Linked DNA regions of Homo sapiens: regions 1, 2, 4 and 5 are each linked to region 3. The links are chromatin contacts, found by Hi-C or POLR2A ChIA-PET in ENCODE. All regions are on one chromosome and are shown on one strand. The core of a region is the stretch at or near the end of the contact, and the rest is flanking DNA. Distances in the headings are between cores, read along the strand shown. Region 1 holds the start of ZNF48 (zinc finger protein 48). Region 2 holds the start of DCTPP1 (dCTP pyrophosphatase 1). Region 3 holds the start of PHKG2 (phosphorylase kinase catalytic subunit gamma 2). Region 4 overlaps PRSS36 (serine protease 36). Region 5 holds the start of STX4 (syntaxin 4).

Region 1 (3,115 bases), core at 511-3,010, 350 kb after region 3:
TGCCTCTCAATAAAAACTTCTTTTTACTGTGCCCTTAATGTATGTCATTCACCAAACTCAGCATTAGTATTAAACGCTTGCAAACAATACTATAACACTATGACTATCCCCATATTACAGGCATGGAAAGACTCAGAGAATTTAAGTCCTTTTGCTGGAGGTTATAAAGGTTAGAAAGTAGCAAAGCCAGGCCAGCAGGGTGGCTCACACCTGTAATCCTAGCACTTTGGGAGGCCGAGGTGGGTGGATCACTTAAGCCCAGGAGTTAGAAACCAGCCTGGGCAACATGGTGAGACCCTAACTCTACAAAAAAAAATACAAAAATTAGCTGGGCATGGTGGTGCACACCTGTAGTCCCAGCTACTGGGAGGCTGAGGTAGGAGGATCACTTGAGCCCAGGAGGTGGAGGCTGCAGTGAGCTGTGATTGTGCCACTCTAGCCTGGGTGACACAGTGAGACCCTGTCGCCAAAAAAAAAAAAAAAAAAAAAAAGTAGCAAAGCGTGATGTCTAACTAAGGTCTCTCTGACACTCAAGCCCGTGTTAATCCCTACATTATATTGTCTATTTGGAAAACTTGGTATTTGCTATTATTATTGTATCTTATTATATTAGCCCATTCGGTAATTTATTACATCAGTTATCCTGTGTGTACCTGAGAGGACCCAGGCACACATCCCTTCCTCAAGAAGCTTAGGGTGGTAGGAGAGATAAGATTAAAGTATCAATGGTTATAATTGTGGGTGCAGAATAACTAGAATAACTATGTTGTCACAAGAGAGATAGGAGATAAGGAAATAGGAACCGGCATTACGGCAGAGCGAAGAGAAAATAATGGAGTGGAATGGAAGATAAGGTGTCAAAGGATGTTGGGACTAACCTGAGCACGCACGGTTTGGATTGGACACTAGCTAAGGCTTTTAATTAGGAGACTGGGGGACGCTAGGGAAGGTTTTCCAGAAGAGACACAGGATTATATCTGGACTTAGATCAAGCTGGCGAGAGAATGCATCAGTGGAGAGAAAGGGGCAGAGAGGAGGCTACTGCAATTGCCAGGATAAAACAGAATGAAGCCTGAAGTAGGGCAGAGGCAGTAAGGATGAGGAAGGCCGTGAGGGAGGGGACAGAGGCCGTGAAGAGCCCCTCCCGGCCTGGCGCACAGTTGGTGCTCCGAAAGCTCCCCTCCCCCTATCTCCCCAGAGGCACAGCTCACGTCCGATCTTCCAGGATCTCGGCCGGCCACAGCCAAGCATCGCAGTCCCCACCGGCCGTTACCTGTCCGTGGCGGCGCACGGCCGAGGCCCTCACCTGTGCGGGCGCCTCTCTGTGGCTCCCTCTCCTCCGGGCGGTGGAGATCTGGGCCCCAAGGCTCTACCGCGCGCTCCATCGCCGGCACGCCGCCCTGAGCAAGGGGACAGACAGCATCCCGCGGTCACGCAGCCATGTGTGGCCCGCGGCGCCCTGCCGCTGCCCTCTGCCGGCCAGCGCGGGCACCGGGCGGCGTCGGGTCCCAGGTACGGGCGCGGCTCCCGGTGCCCCCTGCCCGCGCCGCCGGCCGCCCCTGCACCTGCTGCTCCTCCCAGCGCGCAGCCGCCGCTCTCACCTTGCCGGCCGCCTCCGGCTCCGCCACCCCGGCGCCCTCCGGAGCTCCTCAGCGGGGTGCAGGCGCCCGAGCCGCCAGCGGCTCCGGGATGCAGGCTCCGCGCCAAGCCGGGAGCGGGCTCGGACCCAGGCGTCCCGGGGGCGGCCACCGGGGGCGGGGACGGGAAGCGGAAGCGCGGGGCCGCACGGAGCCGCTCTAGGACCTTGGAGGAGCTGCGGGCCTGTGGGGGTCGCCCGCGTCGGCGGTAGCTCTGTGGCCGGCGGGCGGCAGCGTGCGGCCCAGGGGCTACTCTAAGCCGAGGCCGGCGGCCCGAACTCGGTGGTATTAACCGTGTGCCTCCTGGGCTGCAGCTGGGTGGTGAGGCCCGAGGCTCTTCGTAATTGTGGCTGTGTGTCTCCAGCCACCCGCGCCGACCTCCCCGGCCGGCCGACAGCGCCAGCCACTCCGACCTGGGAGAGACAAAGAAAGAGGGATCCAAAGACGGACCCGGGGAAAGGGGTGGGGGAGAGACCAAGGCAGACAAAGGGCGGCGGAGACCCCAGACGGGGCGGGGCGGGGCGCCGAGACGTGGGAAACAAAGCGGGGCTGGTCCGAGAGGCCGAGGGCCCGGGGTGGGGGTGGGTATGGAATGGGGGCTGGGCTGGGGAGACCGAGGCAGGAGCAGAGGCTAGAGGCAGACACCGGGTAAATGCTGCTGGAGAGATGGAATCAGACCTGGGGCCCGGAACAGAGACCCTGAGCCAGAGACTCACATCAGAGCCCTGAGTCACAGAGGACGCAAAGGCAGAGAGAGACCGAGGGACAGCGGCTGACCAAAAATAAGGGGAGCCAAAGATTAGCCGCTAGAGACAGAGACGTAGAAACGGATAAGAGATAAAGTCATTGACGCAGAGTCCGAGGAGCAGTAAGAGGCTGGGAGCCTGGAGAGTAACAGGCCCAGAAGCAGAGGAACAAAAGACGATAGTGAGCGAAACGGGCAGAGACAAAGAGAAAGAGACACAAAGAAAGAGGCGGCCAGAAAGACTCCGGACAGGTCGGCAGCCCTATAGAGGCCAGGCTCAGGGAGAGGCTGAAGAACAAGCCCTGTTTCCCATCCTGGTGGGCCCCTGGCTGGAGCTGTGTTTCCAGGTTCCCAGGCCCTAGGAGCAAGATCCCAGTATCCGCTCTCTGGGCGGGCTTGGTTTTGGGGTGGAGAGAGTGTCTGGAGGTGTCTTCAGCCCCTCTGCCAATGATGGTGGGGGTAACTGTGGTTTATGCATTAATTCACATTTATTAGCATCTTAGTGCTAAGCCAAGAGTTGGGGATAAAAAGTTGAAACACCTGCAAGATTTGTCCTTGGAGAGCTACCAGTCTAAAGGAGCAAGTACACAAATCACTGAAATTAGAGAATTTAGCTGGGCCTGGTGGCCTGCCCCTGTAATCCCAGCTGAGAGGATTCCCTGAACCTGGGCATTCAAGGATGCAGTGAGCCATGATCGTGGATCGTGCCACTGTACTCCATGCTGGGCAACAG
Region 2 (3,213 bases), core at 511-3,010, 320 kb after region 3:
ACTGCAAGCTCCACCTCCCAGGTTCACACCATTCTCCTGCCTCAGCCTCCTGAGTAGCTGGGACTACAGGTGCCCGCCACCACACCCAGCTAATTTTTTGTATTTTTAGTACAGACGGGGTTTCACCGTGTTAGCCAGGATGGTCTCGATCTCCTGACCTCGTGATCCGCCCGCCTCGGCCTCCCAAAGTGCTGGCATTACAGGCGTGAGCCACCGCGCCCGGCCTCAGTTTCCTTATCTTTAAAATGGGGATGACAACAATATTACCTACCATATAGGGTTTTTGTGAGGATTAAATTAGTTGCTATGAGGATTAAATATGTAAAATGCTTAAAACAGCCACCCCAGTTCCAGTTCATTCCTGAGGTCCCACTGTATTCTGGAGACACTCTTGTATCCTTACAATAAATTCCTTGTGGCCGGTGGGGGTGGCTCGTGCCTGTAATCCCAGCACTTCGGGAGGCCAAGGCAGGAGGATTGCTAGAGCCCAATCCAGCAATCCTGGTTCAAGACCAGCTTAGGCAACATGGTGAAACCCTGTCTCTATAAAAAATTTAAAAAATAAAAATAATAGATTTCTTTTTCTTGCTAAAAGCAGTTTAAACTTGTTTCTGTTGCATGTATCCAATCTTAACTGCTGGATAATATCATTTGTATAAATATACTTCCATGTAGCCATTCTTCCGTTGATAGTCATTTTATTTTCAATTTTTTTCACTCTTAGAAACAAAACTGTAATGAACTTCTTGCATGTGTCTCTCTGCACATATTCATTAATTTCTCTAGGGCATATACCTAGAATTGCAATTGTCACAGCCTTGGGATTTTAATTTCCAAAATCTGACTCTGCCTCTTCCTGCGCTTTCTTACGCTTTCACTTCCAGCAAGCTGGAAGCCTCTTTAAACGTGGAAATCAGAGATAGTAGCCCTAATAAGGGTACAATAATAAATCATTCTTTGCAAGACTACACCTGTTCTAGGGTTTCATAAAGATCTCTGCTCCTCCCATGGCCAATAACTCAGTGGTTCTGATTTGAAAGCAGCAACCCTGTGACTCGCCACCTCGCGTATTCCCTGGTGTGAGTGGAGCCTGGAGTTCTCGTGTGTGGGGTGGAGGAGCCGTGCTGGGGACCCATGAGGCTGGAGAGGCCGGCACAGGCCAGACCATAAGGGGCCACGTGTTTCAGGGCAATGTACGTTGCGCTGGGGCCTACTGCCTCCCTTAGGACAGGGATGGGGCGACCTCCATCGTTTCAACCACAGGACACAGCGATGGCGGGGAGCTGAAGTCCTACTGCCGTCTGATCTTACTCCGCTCTTCCCCTTCAATCCCATCCAAATAGTGTGGGGGTTGGCCTCGAGGTTTCTCAACGTCCTTAAGCCCTGATTTAATACCTATGCATAGGGCCTTTCATTTATAGGGTTTTCCACCTGACGGGCCCTCTTCCGCTGCCGTTTCGCTTTGGCGCCCTCTGGCGCCCATAAACGAAGTGACGCGCCTGCGCTTCCCCCACCCTCTGCCCTTCGTCTCTTCCCCAGGTCGAATTGGTACCTCTACCTTTAGACACAGGGCCTAGCGGAAGAATTCCAGGGCCTAAGACTAGAAACGCGCGCTTGAAGCTCCCTCAGATTGGTCCAGTGAGGGAAGGGGAGGGCTGTAGCAAACTCCACAAAAGTCATTGGTCTCTTTCCTCAGGCTCCGCCCCGTGAGGCAATAGAGAACTCCCGTAATTGGTCGGAGCTCTGGAGGCGGGGCTTCGAGCGTGGCTCGTGGGTTTTCCGTGAAGTCGCGGTGCAGCGGTGGGCGGCATGTCTGTGGCCGGTGGGGAGATTCGTGGGGACACGGGGGGAGAGGACACTGCTGCTCCCGGCCGGTTCAGCTTCAGCCCGGAGCCCACGCTCGAGGACATGTAAGCAGGCCTGGCCCAGCTCGGGGTGGGGAAGTCGCCCCTTTCTCCCGCGTTTTGGGGAGGGTTCCTCCACGTGGTCGGGAAGCGGGCTGGCAGCGGGGCTCGGGTCCTGGCTCTGTGGGCTGTCCCTGGGTGAGCCTTCTTACCTCATCTGCAAAATGGGCGCAGCGGTGCACACCTGAGGCAAGGGAAATTGGGTGGTGCCTCCGAGTGGTAACTAGGAACGCCCTTCAGCCTAGCCCTGGGAAGATACCGGCACCAGATACCGCCTCTGCTCTCCAGGCGCCGGGGGTACGAGAGGGGCAAACGAAGTGCTGAGAGGTGGGAGACGTTATTTTTTGCTGGAGGAGGTCAAGAAAGGCTTCTTAGAGGAAGGGTCTGTGGAACTACCTTCTGTAAGAGAAATTGCATTTTGATGTGCGGCGATTCCAGGTGGAGGAAACTGCAGAAGTAGCAGCAGGAGATGGAATAATGAAGAGGGTTTTGTTAGTTTTGGCGAGATGTTAAGGGCAGTTCAGGGGCACGCCCATTTTATAGATGAGGGAACCAAGTTCCGGAAAGAGGAAATGACCTGCACAATACCATCCAATGAATTAGTTGCAGAATCTCCTGGTCCCAGGCCCCATTACATACTACGGGGGTAGCTGCCTCTGGCCCCTGCATCACCCTCTAACCCGGAGACTTGGACTTACACTCCTTTGTCCTATTTCAGCCGCCGCCTCCATGCTGAGTTTGCTGCGGAACGAGACTGGGAACAGTTCCATCAGCCTCGGAATCTCCTCCTGGCCTTGGTTGGGGAAGTGGGGGAGCTGGCAGAACTCTTGTGAGTAGATGGAAAGCTTCCTGGTAGAGTCTGAGTTGTGGGGGAGGGGAGGGGAGCATTTATTTGGTCTTCAAACATTCATGGGTTCAGTTTCCCCTCCTGATTGCTAGGCTCTTTGCTGTTGTTGGGATGCAGAGAGGACTCACGGGTCCCTGCCCTCTAGGGGCACTCAGCCTCCTGGAAGAGAGAGGTGTGAGGTGTGAAAGCATCAGGACAGGTCCCGTCTAGGAAGAAGCAGTGGCAACAACCCTTTTCCCTTCTTTTGTTTTTTGTTTTTTTGGCTTTTTTTTGAGACGGGGTCTCGCTCTGTCGCCCAGGCTGGAGTGCAGTGGCTCAATTTCGGCTCACTGCAACATCCGCCTCCTGGGTTTAAGCAGTTCTGTCTCAGCCCCCCGAGTAGCTGGGACTACAGGTGCCCCCCACCACGCCTGGCTAATTTTTGTATTTTTAGTGGAGACGGGGTTTCACCATATTGGTCAG
Region 3 (3,302 bases), core at 390-2,889:
AATTATGACCCAGCTTTAATGAGCCTCTTTGAGAATCTGATGAAAGCTGGAGACATCTACCACACGCATACATTTTTGCGATTTTAAAGACCCCCCCCTGAACTCCTACTCATACCTCAAGACCCAGCCCAAAGGTGACTCCTCCTGAGAAGGTGTGCTTTTCTGGAATCCCATAGCACTTGATACAGACCTCTACCTATCTAGCCTGATGCCTTTTTAACGTTCACGTGCCAATTTCAGTCACTTCGGGTGGAGTACCTCCAGGGCATACGCATCTTTTCTGCCCTCCCCGTGTTGAGCTTTGTGTTGAAGGCATAAATGAATGAATCCGTGAAAAAATGGGGTTGACCCAAGGTAAGAGTCTAGTCACTAGGTGTTCTCCACTGATCACTGATTCTTCCCATTTAGAACTATTCAGTCAACCAGGCGCGGTGGCTCACGCCTGTAATCCCAGCACTTTGGGAGGCTGAGGCGGGCAGATCACGAGATCAGGAGTTCAAGACCAGCGTGGCCAATATGGTGAAACGCCCGCCTCTACTAAAAATATAAATTAGCCGGCGTGGTGGCGCGCGCCTGTAATCCCAGCTACTCGGGAGGCTGAGGCAGGAGAATCACTTGAACCCAGGAGGCAGAGGTTGTAGTGAGCCGAGATCGCGCCACTGCATTCCGGCCTGGGCGACAGAGCGAGACTCCGTCTCAAAAACAAACAAACAAACAAACAAAACCAACTATCCAGTCTTCTCCTGAGAAAACCTGAACTTGAAAGACACACACACACACACAGACACACACACCACCACCACCAGCACCACCAGCACCAGCACCACCACCACCGAAAGACACACACACACACACACACCACCACCAGCACCACCACCAGCACCACCACCAGCACCACCACCACCAGCACCACCACCAGCACCAGCACCACCACCACCAGCACCAGCACCACCAGCAGCAGCAGCAGCAGCAGCACCACCACCACCACCACCACCACCACCACCACCACCACCACCACCACCACCACCACCACCACCACCACCACCACCACCACCACCACCACCCGCGAACTCTCCAGCCTTCAAACGGAAGCGGGAATGCTGGGGCTCGACCTCTTTGGACCTCCGTTTCCCTGGCCGCGGCCTTACCTGCCGATGACGTCCTTAGGGTCGTACTTCTGGTAAAACTCTTTGGCGGCGGCCCAGTCGGGCAGCTCATCCTCCGGCCCCACGTCCAGCGTCATCCTGAAGGAGGCGGGGGCCTGCGCGGAGGAGGAGGGCAGTGAGGGCAGGGAGGCCCACAGGCTCTGAGACGACCCGCATGGCGGCTCCCGGGGGCGCAGCCCTTGCAGCTGGGGCGCCAGGGTCCTGGGGGGTGGGGGGGGGTGGGGGAAGGACCCGGACTGGGGAGACCCCGCAGAAGAGCCTGGGGGCGGGAGGATGGCAGGGCAGGGAGGGGAGTGGGGAGATGTGCCCAGGAGGCAGGGGGAAGGGGCGCAAGGGCAGGCGGCTGTTGCCGCGCAGGCGCATTCGGGCGGGCGCAGGAAGGGGACGGGGGTCTAGCGCAGGCTCACCTGAGGGGGCAGGCAGAGGAGCCAGGGTCGACGCGAGCTGCGCTGTCGCCGGGTTTGCCTGCAGTCGCTCACCTTAACCCCCGGCGGCGGGCGACAACCCAAGGCTCCGCCTCCATCCTGCCCGCCAATGGTCAGCGCCGCCCGAAGACTGAGGCTCAGAAGCCCTTCCAATTGGAAACCGGCCGCCCAATTGGGGCTGGGGCGTGAGTCGGCGCTCGGCTGGACCTAAGGCTGCAACGCGACGCCGGGGCGCGGCTTCAGACGCGGCCAATCACCGAGTGGCATCTGCGGGACAGCAGAGGGCGGAGCTTGTTGTCACGTGGGCTTGGAGGCCTGGAATGGGACCCGGAAGTTGGGTTTACTGGGAAACGTGATCTCTGGGTGGCGGGGAAGCAGGACCTTCCCGCGCCTCTAGTTCCCAGACTTGAGCAGGGTTCCCTCGGTCTCCTCCAAGCATCCCTAACTGAATTCAGCATTTTCTCTTTTTTCAGACAGGGTCTCGCTCTGTAGCCCACGCTGAGGCTGCAGTGTAGTGGCGCGATCATAGCTCACTGCAGCCTTGAACTTCGGGGCTCAAGCGATCCTCCCGCCTCAGCCTCCCAAAATGCTGGGATTACAGGCTTGAGCCACAACGCCCAGCAAGCTCTTTTCAATATTAGCAGCCTGGCCCAAAGCGCCTGTCCTGAGTACACTCCAGCCCTTAAAACATTTGGACACACGCAGCTTGGACTCCAGCTTGGCCTCTTAGTTCGGACTTAAAATGCCAGAGGAAGCCTTTTCTGTGTCCGCTTCAACTCCTCCTAAATACATCCAAAGCCCTAGCGTTTACTATCTGGGATTTACACACTTTCTCAATCTTCCACCCTCTCCCAAAAGCCTTGTATCACACTCTGTTCTAAACCCACCAGGTTGTTAGATTCTGCCAGGAGTGACTCAGTGCATAGCTCAAACCTGGCATTCACTAACAAATTTTTATGACCGTCTAAGACCTAGGAACTAGACTGAGAGCAATGAAACAACACACACACCCCTACCCTGTGGAGGTTATGTTCCAGCCAAAGAGGAAAAGAATTAACTTATCTCCCTACAGCTATCTTAGAAATGACACTTTGGGATTACAATTATGAGGGAAGAAAAATGAATTCAGGTAACTTTTTATAGAGTACTATGACTCTATACCATCAATCTAAAGGCAAAATTGCAAAAAATCTTGAACTTTACTTAGATTTGTTGTTTGGTAATATAACAGGATAATAATTCTGAAGCTGAGTAATCAATATATTGATGTGACTGGAAGCCAAGGTTCTTAACTGTGGGAATCTGGAATCTGGAATCTGGAATGGGGAAAGTGGAGAAAGAACCCTATGATTGACTGGAATTTTTAAAAAGATTTTTAAAAGATGTAAAGTAGATAACATTAACTATTTACTGGCTCTTACCTCTGCTTTCAGAATGCCCTAAGCAGTAACTTCCCAGTAGAACGCCTAGTGTCTAGATGCTGATTTCTCAATAACAGTACCCAATAAAAGGAACTAAGTCTTTTCAGGAGAAATGGCCAATTTCTAGGCTTCAGCAGGGAAAGTACAAGGTGAGTCTGGAGTGATTTGTGCCAGACATTACTAATGAGCGGGGCTTATCACAAGGACACAGGAACCAGATTGAAAGGGTTTCCATAGGTCAATATCGGGGATAAAAATAATAATGAAGAGCATGAGGGAACTTGCTGATG
Region 4 (3,035 bases), core at 70-2,569, 390 kb before region 3:
CTGGGCCTGCCTTTCCCACCCAGCCCCAGAAGACCCAGTCAGATCCCCAGGAGCCCAGGGAGGAGAACTGCACCATTGCCCTGCCTGGTGAGTGGGCGGCACCCCTGGATGTAAGCGGGACATGGGAGAGTGAGTTGGGATGGAGACTGCTGGGAGTGATTGGGTTGCAGGAGGCCCACTGACCCAGGCCTCTCACCCCTCAGAGTGCGGGAAGGCCCCGCGGCCAGGGGCCTGGCCCTGGGAGGCCCAGGTGATGGTGCCAGGATCCAGACCCTGCCATGGGGCGCTGGTGTCTGAAAGCTGGGTCTTGGCACCTGCCAGCTGCTTTCTGGAGTGAGTGAAAATCTACGTTTCAAGCCGATCCTTGCCCCTCCCTACAGCCTGAGATACCATCCATTCGGCCCCAGCCCCTCCCCAGGGGGTGTGGGGGGGGCGGGGTCCCATTCGGAGGTGTAGGATCCAGCACAAAAAGAGGGGTCCTGGCCTGGCAGGGGTGGGTAGAGGCATGGTAGATAGAAGTTCGATCCCGGAGGCGGGGGTGTGAGTGAGCTGTTGGAATGGGGGTGTCGTGGGGATCCCGCCAGGATGCAGGATCCTCGCCTGGCAAGTCTAAGCCGGGGTGTGAGGTTTCCAGCCACGTGTGCGGGATCCGGCCCACGTCCCTCGGCCCCCATCCCGCAGCCCGAACAGCTCCGACAGCCCACCCCGCGACCTCGACGCCTGGCGCGTGCTGCTGCCCTCGCGCCCGCGCGCGGAGCGGGTGGCGCGCCTGGTGCAGCACGAGAACGCTTCGTGGGACAACGCCTCGGACCTGGCGCTGCTGCAGCTGCGCACGCCCGTGAACCTGAGCGCGGCTTCGCGGCCCGTGTGCCTACCCCACCCGGAACACTACTTCCTGCCCGGGAGCCGCTGCCGCCTGGCCCGCTGGGGCCGCGGGGGTGAGCTGGGGACCGGCGCTGGGCCGGGCGGCACCGGGCGGTGCAGGGGCCGTCTGGGCCGCAGCGCGGGCTCCCTGCCTTTTCCCTTCCAGAACCCGCGCTTGGCCCAGGCGCGCTGCTGGAGGCGGAGCTGTTAGGCGGCTGGTGGTGCCACTGCCTGTACGGCCGCCAGGGGGCGGCAGTACCGCTGCCCGGAGACCCGCCGCACGCGCTCTGCCCTGCCTACCAGGAAAAGGAGGAGGTGGGCAGCTGCTGGGTAAGCGGCGGGGGCGGGGCCCGCGGAACGCGGGCCCGAGAGGGCTCTAGGAAGAGGGCGGGGCCTGTGGAAGGCGAGTCCAAGTGGGCTCTAGGGAGAGGGCGGGGCCTGCGGAAGGCGGGTCCGAGTGGGCTCTAGGGAGGGAGCGGGGCCTGGGGAAGGCGGGTCCGAGTGGGCTCTAGGAAGGGGCGGGGCTTGCGGAACTGGGAATGGGGCGGAGCCGGGGTGGAAGCGGGGCCAGAACGAGCTGGGGGTGGGGCCTGCCCCTAGAGAACTTTTGGGAGGGAGCTGAGGCGGGCTCTGAGCTGGTGCTATGGTTTCTCTCTATCTCTGGATTTAAGGAGAATCTTAAAGTGAGGGCTGAATTCTTACACAAATTAGTATTTGGAGTCTGATTTGGAGAAGGTGGAACTTGATACTTCCGCAAATGGGAAAATCTGGAGTCCTGGAAAGCCCCAGGAGCTCTGATATTCTCTGCACACACGCAGAGGCAAGTAACACACACACTTTGTTGCTGCAGAATGACTCGCGTTGGAGCCTTTTGTGCCAGGAGGAGGGGACCTGGTTTCTGGCTGGAATCAGAGACTTTCCCAGTGGCTGTCTACGTCCCCGAGCCTTCTTCCCTCTGCAGACTCATGGCCCATGGATCAGCCATGTGACTCGGGGAGCCTACCTGGAGGACCAGCTAGCCTGGGATTGGGGCCCTGATGGGGAGGAGACTGAGACACAGACTTGTCCCCCACACACAGAGCATGGTGGTGAGCAGGACGCTTTTGGGCCCTAGGGGCTCCTGGGAGTGCACAGACCCATGGCAGGGGCTCAGGGGTCAGCCATGGGGCCCCAACTGAGGTGGCCACCTCCTCTCCCTAGCCTGTGGCCTGCGGCTGGAGGCTGCTCCAGTGGGGGTCCTGTGGCCCTGGCTGGCAGAGGTGCATGTGGCTGGTGATCGAGTCTGCACTGGGATCCTCCTGGCCCCAGGCTGGGTCCTGGCAGCCACTCACTGTGTCCTCAGGTGGGTCTCACTCGTCTCCTAGGCGAGAGACGGGAGGGGAGAATGGAACAGAGCCAAAGACTTGTTTTTGTTATTTGTTTGTTTGTTTGTTTAAAAAAAATTAACAATGAGATCTTGCTGTGTTGCCCAGGCCAGCCTCAAGCAATCCTCCTGCCTTGGCCAACGTACTAAGATTACAGGCATGAGCCACTGTGCCTCACCCAAAGGACTCTTAAAATAGTGGGATATTCTCCTTTAAGCATCTTACAGCTGGGCGCAATGGTTCACACCTGTAATCCTAGCACTTTGGGAGGCCGAGGCGGGCAGATCATGAGGTCAGGAGTTCAAGACGAGCCTGGCCAACATGGTGAAACCCCTCTACTAAAAATACAAAAATTAGCCAGGGGTGGTGGCAGGCGCCTGTAACCCCAGCTACGTGGGAGGCTGAGGCAGGAGAATCGCTTGAACCCAGGGAGGGCAGAGGTTGCAGTGAGCCAAGATTGCGCCACTGCACTCCAGTCGGAGCGACAGAGCAAGACTCTGTCTGGGGTGGGGCATGAGGGAAGAATCTTACAGCACTGGGAGATGTTTTGACCTAGAAGGGAGATTTGGAAGGAGGGATGATGAAGGAGTGAGTGGCATGACCCCAGAGAGTCATCCTTCCCCTGGGCTGGGAAGGACTTTGCCAGCAATGGGAGGAGCAGAAGGTGACATTGGACCTTGTTCCAACAGGCCAGGCTCTACAACAGTGCCTTACATTGAAGTGTATCTGGGCCGGGCAGGGGCCAGCTCCCTCCCACAGGGCCACCAGGTATCCCGCTTGGTCATCAGCATCCGGCTGCCCCAGCAC
Region 5 (3,101 bases), core at 431-2,930, 290 kb before region 3:
AACCGGACTGAGCATCAGGAGACCTGGCTTCCTGACCTTGAGCAAGTTCTTTCTCTCTCTGAGCTCAGTTTCCCCATTTGGAAAAGTCATCCAATTGGACTCCATGATCTCTGCAGGCCCTTCCTTCATACACCTGTCATCTAATACTTCATGAAACATTTGCTGAAATGTCCTCATTTCTGAGAAAAAAAACCCACCTGGGTTTTTCTCATTCTTGTGTTGACGGAGTTATAGTTCTCATCAGCTTCCTCCTTCTGGGGCTCTATGGCTGTGGGAAGACACAGGGGTATTGGGGGTACTTGTCTCCATAGGATTTTTAGGGAAATATAATTTATCATAAAATGACTAAGGCTGAGCCTCTAAGAGGAGAAAGTAAGTTTATTTTTCTTTGCATTACATCACTGAGTTCCCATAGGTATGCAGAGGCCACCTAACAAAACTCCATCTCCCTGCCCAAAGAATGCCCAGTGGGCAGCGATAACTGTGTAAGTAAATGGTTTCATTGTAAATAAAAGAACCTGAGAGGCGGACTTGTGCTGTGGAGAGTACAATGGCCTGGAGGCCAGGAGACAGATGCTAGACCCAGGCCTGCTGTGTGACCTGGATATATCACTGGCTTCTCTGGGCCACACACTCCCCAGATATACCAACAACAGGGCAGGATCAGAGGGAAGGATCTGTCTGAGGTCCCAGGAGCTCACCCTTCAGCTGCAGGCGGATCTCCCTCCCCAGCTGTTTGATCTCATCGCGCAGGTTCTGCAGCTCCTGCTTCATGCCTGAATAAGAGAAGGCCAAGACTCCCAAACAGCAGCCCCCACCTCAACAAACCACTCTGGCCACCACCTGCGTGGAACTACAACCCCCACAATCCCTGGGGCGGAGCATGCGCCCTGCAGCCGGGGTTTCACTCACTCTCCTCGGGAAGGGGCGTGGCCAGGATGGTGACCTGCTGTTTCTCCAACTCCTGGACTTTATTCCCCAGTTTGACAATAGTCTGCCGAATTGTCCGGACCTGGGGAGGGTGACCGAGAGGGCTGAAAGAGATATGGGGTACTCCAGACCACGCTACTCCTCGGGTCCTCCTACACCCTCGCGAATCCAGGCGGAGACCCCAGCCCCTTACCTTGTGGAAGAACTCCTCGTCCGGGCTCCCCAGCCGTGCCGTGCCCGGGTGCACCACCAGCGCGACCCGCTCCTTGTCCTCTTCGTCCGAGCTGTCATCCCCCTGCCAGGCCCGGAGTCATTGGCACCACCGTTTCGCTGCGGCTCTTACCCCGCAGGACCCACAGGCTTCCGGGACTTTCCTTCCTGGCCATCAGCCACCCCTCCCTATCCCGAAGACCAGAAGTCCTGCGTTCCAGTTCGTCCGCCCGTCCCCATCCCCGCTGCCCTGGCGTCTCACCTGTCTCAGCTCGTGGGTCCTGTCCCGCATGGCGGCCTGAGCTCTCCCTCCCCGGCGCCAGAGCCGGGAGGCCCTCAAATTTGGAATTCCCGTACCCCGCTCACACTCTGACACTCCCCTCCCTCCCCCTGCGGACCCCAACACCCCCACGAGCCGCCAGAGGCTCCGTCCCTTGCACCGCCCACAGTCAATGGGAAGGCGCCGACCCCGGGGACCCCCCAAGGTTCCACAGGTTGGAATTCCCTTTTCTTCCCCGCTCCAGCTCCCGCAGCCTCAGCCCCGCCCCTCCGTGATAAATTCGGGGCATGCGCACATGGTCGCGTCTCTTCCTTGCCCGAGGCTGGGAAGGTGGAGTCGGAAGTTGTTGCGCCCCGAGCGGAAGCGGAGATGCCTGGACGCGAGAACTTGCTACCGTCACCGGAACCGTTGCATCTTCCAACGGAAATCTGGTTGCCAAAAGGGGTAGGAATACGTCATTTGTACGTAATCCGAGACACCCGCATCTCACATCACCCCATGGTGCCCCCACCGCGTCACGTGACCAGCCCGGTCCCAAACTCGTGGACCGCAGAATGTGACCCTGTGACTGTCACGTGTCCCGGCTCTGTCACCGCCGTCTCTGGGACGCCGTTCTCATCACGACGTCCCCGGCACCCCAACGACCGAGCGACGCCCACACGGCCCCCGCGAGGTGGGGAGGGGCGCGCCGACCACCCCCAGAGGCCTTTCGAGGCAGTGGGTGGTAGGACCCTTGCTGACCTCGCCTTTATTGCTTTCGGGTCCAGGGCGTGGGCGGACTGACGACTTAGCATTTGGGGCTGTCAGCATCATGGGACCTTGAAAATCGGGAAATAATAGGATCCGAGTCGTCAGCGTCAGAAAATTGCAGGGTTGTGTGGGCAGGGAATCTGGGGGTGGGAAGTGACCTCAGCCAAGGCAGAAATCTCTTCTTCCGCATCCTTCTGGCGCAGCCTCTGACAGGTGGGCGGCCAGCCGGCGCCCTCCTTGAACACTGCAGCCCGGCTGCACTCACCACCTTGTGAGCCGTCAGACCATGTCAGGGCAGCTCAGGCTAAGAAAAGTGTTTGTATTGATCACGCTGCCTCCCTGCCACTCACACCCCCCAGCCCCTGCCTTGCATCTGAGGCCAGGTAATGACTTTGTTCTTAACTGAATCTGGGGAGTTCCTAGCCCAGTACCAAGAACATTACGGGCCCTCTATAAATACTTGTGGACAGAATTTCAGGCTTTCATGTATCTGAGGATAAAGCCCCTGGTTCCTTGGTCTTCTTTAGGCTTCAGGCTTTCTGACTGTGACACTTCTCTAATCCTGGCTATCTAGATATTCACTCATTTTTTATTTTTAAAAATTTTTACGAGATGCGGTCTCACTATGTTGTCCAAGCTGGTCTCTAACTCCTGGGCTTAAGCAATCCTTCTGCCTCAGCTTCCCAAAGTGCTGGGATTACAGGCATGCACCACCATGCACAGCAACATTCAGTCATTTAATGGATATTTTTTGGGCACATAGTATGGGCCAAACACTGTTCTAGGGCTGGAGATACATCAAGGACTAATAGACAAAAATTCCTGCACTCGTGGAACTTATATTCTCTAGAAGGAGTCCCCAAGGTCACTCAGCAAGTCTCAGCATAGCCGGGAATGAATAACAGGTCTCCTGGACCCCAGGGCTCTGTCC

Evidence for each region. A loop is a pair of places that touch in the nucleus more often than their neighbours do. ChIA-PET counts read pairs that join two places held with the same protein, here RNA polymerase II (POLR2A). Pooled maps may share reads with other maps.
Region 1: a loop to region 3 is called in a pooled map, with 5 times the contacts of the local background. The contact joins the promoter of ZNF48 here to the promoter of PHKG2 in region 3. A Hi-C loop is called at or near these places in 1 of 168 maps with a recorded cell type or tissue (naive thymus-derived CD4-positive, alpha-beta T cell) and 5 of 50 pooled maps. POLR2A ChIA-PET finds 5 or more read pairs at or near these places in 1 of 52 experiments (Caco-2).
Region 2: a pooled map shows a loop between it and region 3 (6-fold over the local background). The contact joins the promoter of DCTPP1 here to the promoter of PHKG2 in region 3. A Hi-C loop is called at or near these places in 1 of 168 maps with a recorded cell type or tissue (posterior cingulate gyrus) and 6 of 50 pooled maps. POLR2A ChIA-PET finds 5 or more read pairs at or near these places in 1 of 52 experiments (PC-9).
Region 4: a map with no recorded cell type shows a loop between it and region 3 (8-fold over the local background). The contact joins the enhancer-like site here to the promoter of PHKG2 in region 3. A Hi-C loop is called at or near these places in 1 of 37 single-sample maps with no recorded cell type and 5 of 50 pooled maps. POLR2A ChIA-PET finds 5 or more read pairs at or near these places in 4 of 52 experiments (B cell, CD4-positive, alpha-beta T cell, CD8-positive, alpha-beta memory T cell and 1 more).
Region 5: a map with no recorded cell type shows a loop between it and region 3 (14-fold over the local background). The contact joins the promoter of STX4 here to the promoter of PHKG2 in region 3. A Hi-C loop is called at or near these places in 2 of 37 single-sample maps with no recorded cell type and 8 of 50 pooled maps. POLR2A ChIA-PET finds 5 or more read pairs at or near these places in 1 of 52 experiments (activated B cell).

Annotation. Positions count from the first base shown.
Region 1 is chr16:30,394,065-30,397,179 of GRCh38, reverse strand. ZNF48 (zinc finger protein 48) reads right to left here and starts at 1,760. Exons shown (of 3, transcript NM_001214909.2): 1 at 1,602-1,760; 2 at 1,307-1,400. The coding sequence starts at 1,385. RefSeq lists an enhancer at 742-1,338 and silencers at 1,309-1,568, 1,659-1,848.
Region 2 is chr16:30,428,577-30,431,789 of GRCh38, reverse strand. DCTPP1 (dCTP pyrophosphatase 1) reads left to right here and starts at 1,760. Exons shown (of 3, transcript NM_024096.2): 1 at 1,760-1,910; 2 at 2,623-2,733. The coding sequence starts at 1,810. RefSeq lists enhancers at 1,313-1,422, 1,823-1,902, 2,656-3,156, 3,157-3,213.
Region 3 is chr16:30,746,762-30,750,063 of GRCh38, reverse strand. It overlaps PHKG2 (phosphorylase kinase catalytic subunit gamma 2), which reads right to left and starts at 1,639. Exons shown (of 10, transcript NM_000294.3): 1 at 1,574-1,639; 2 at 1,149-1,261. The coding sequence starts at 1,243. RefSeq lists silencers at 1,413-1,552, 1,593-1,892.
Region 4 is chr16:31,140,640-31,143,674 of GRCh38, reverse strand. It overlaps PRSS36 (serine protease 36), which reads left to right. Exons shown (of 15, transcript NM_173502.5): 7 at 1-87; 8 at 204-333; 9 at 682-938; 10 at 1,031-1,194; 11 at 1,715-1,952; 12 at 2,065-2,206; 13 at 2,918-3,035. Among named protein-coding and RNA genes, the nearest start is that of PRSS8, 6.4 kb to the right of the region's middle. RefSeq lists enhancers at 651-730, 2,462-2,995, 2,996-3,035 and silencers at 781-1,190, 1,241-1,530. Within about 2 kb of position 1,319, at least 34 of the 41 ENCODE cell types and tissues checked have a DNase peak (open chromatin) inside an H3K27ac peak, as active enhancers do; they include CD4-positive, alpha-beta T cell, where a contact is called at or near this core.
Region 5 is chr16:31,032,137-31,035,237 of GRCh38, reverse strand. It overlaps STX4 (syntaxin 4), which reads right to left and starts at 1,680. Exons shown (of 11, transcript NM_004604.5): 1 at 1,403-1,680; 2 at 1,124-1,225; 3 at 913-1,012; 4 at 702-776; 5 at 198-268. The coding sequence starts at 1,432. RefSeq lists enhancers at 822-1,332, 1,845-2,356.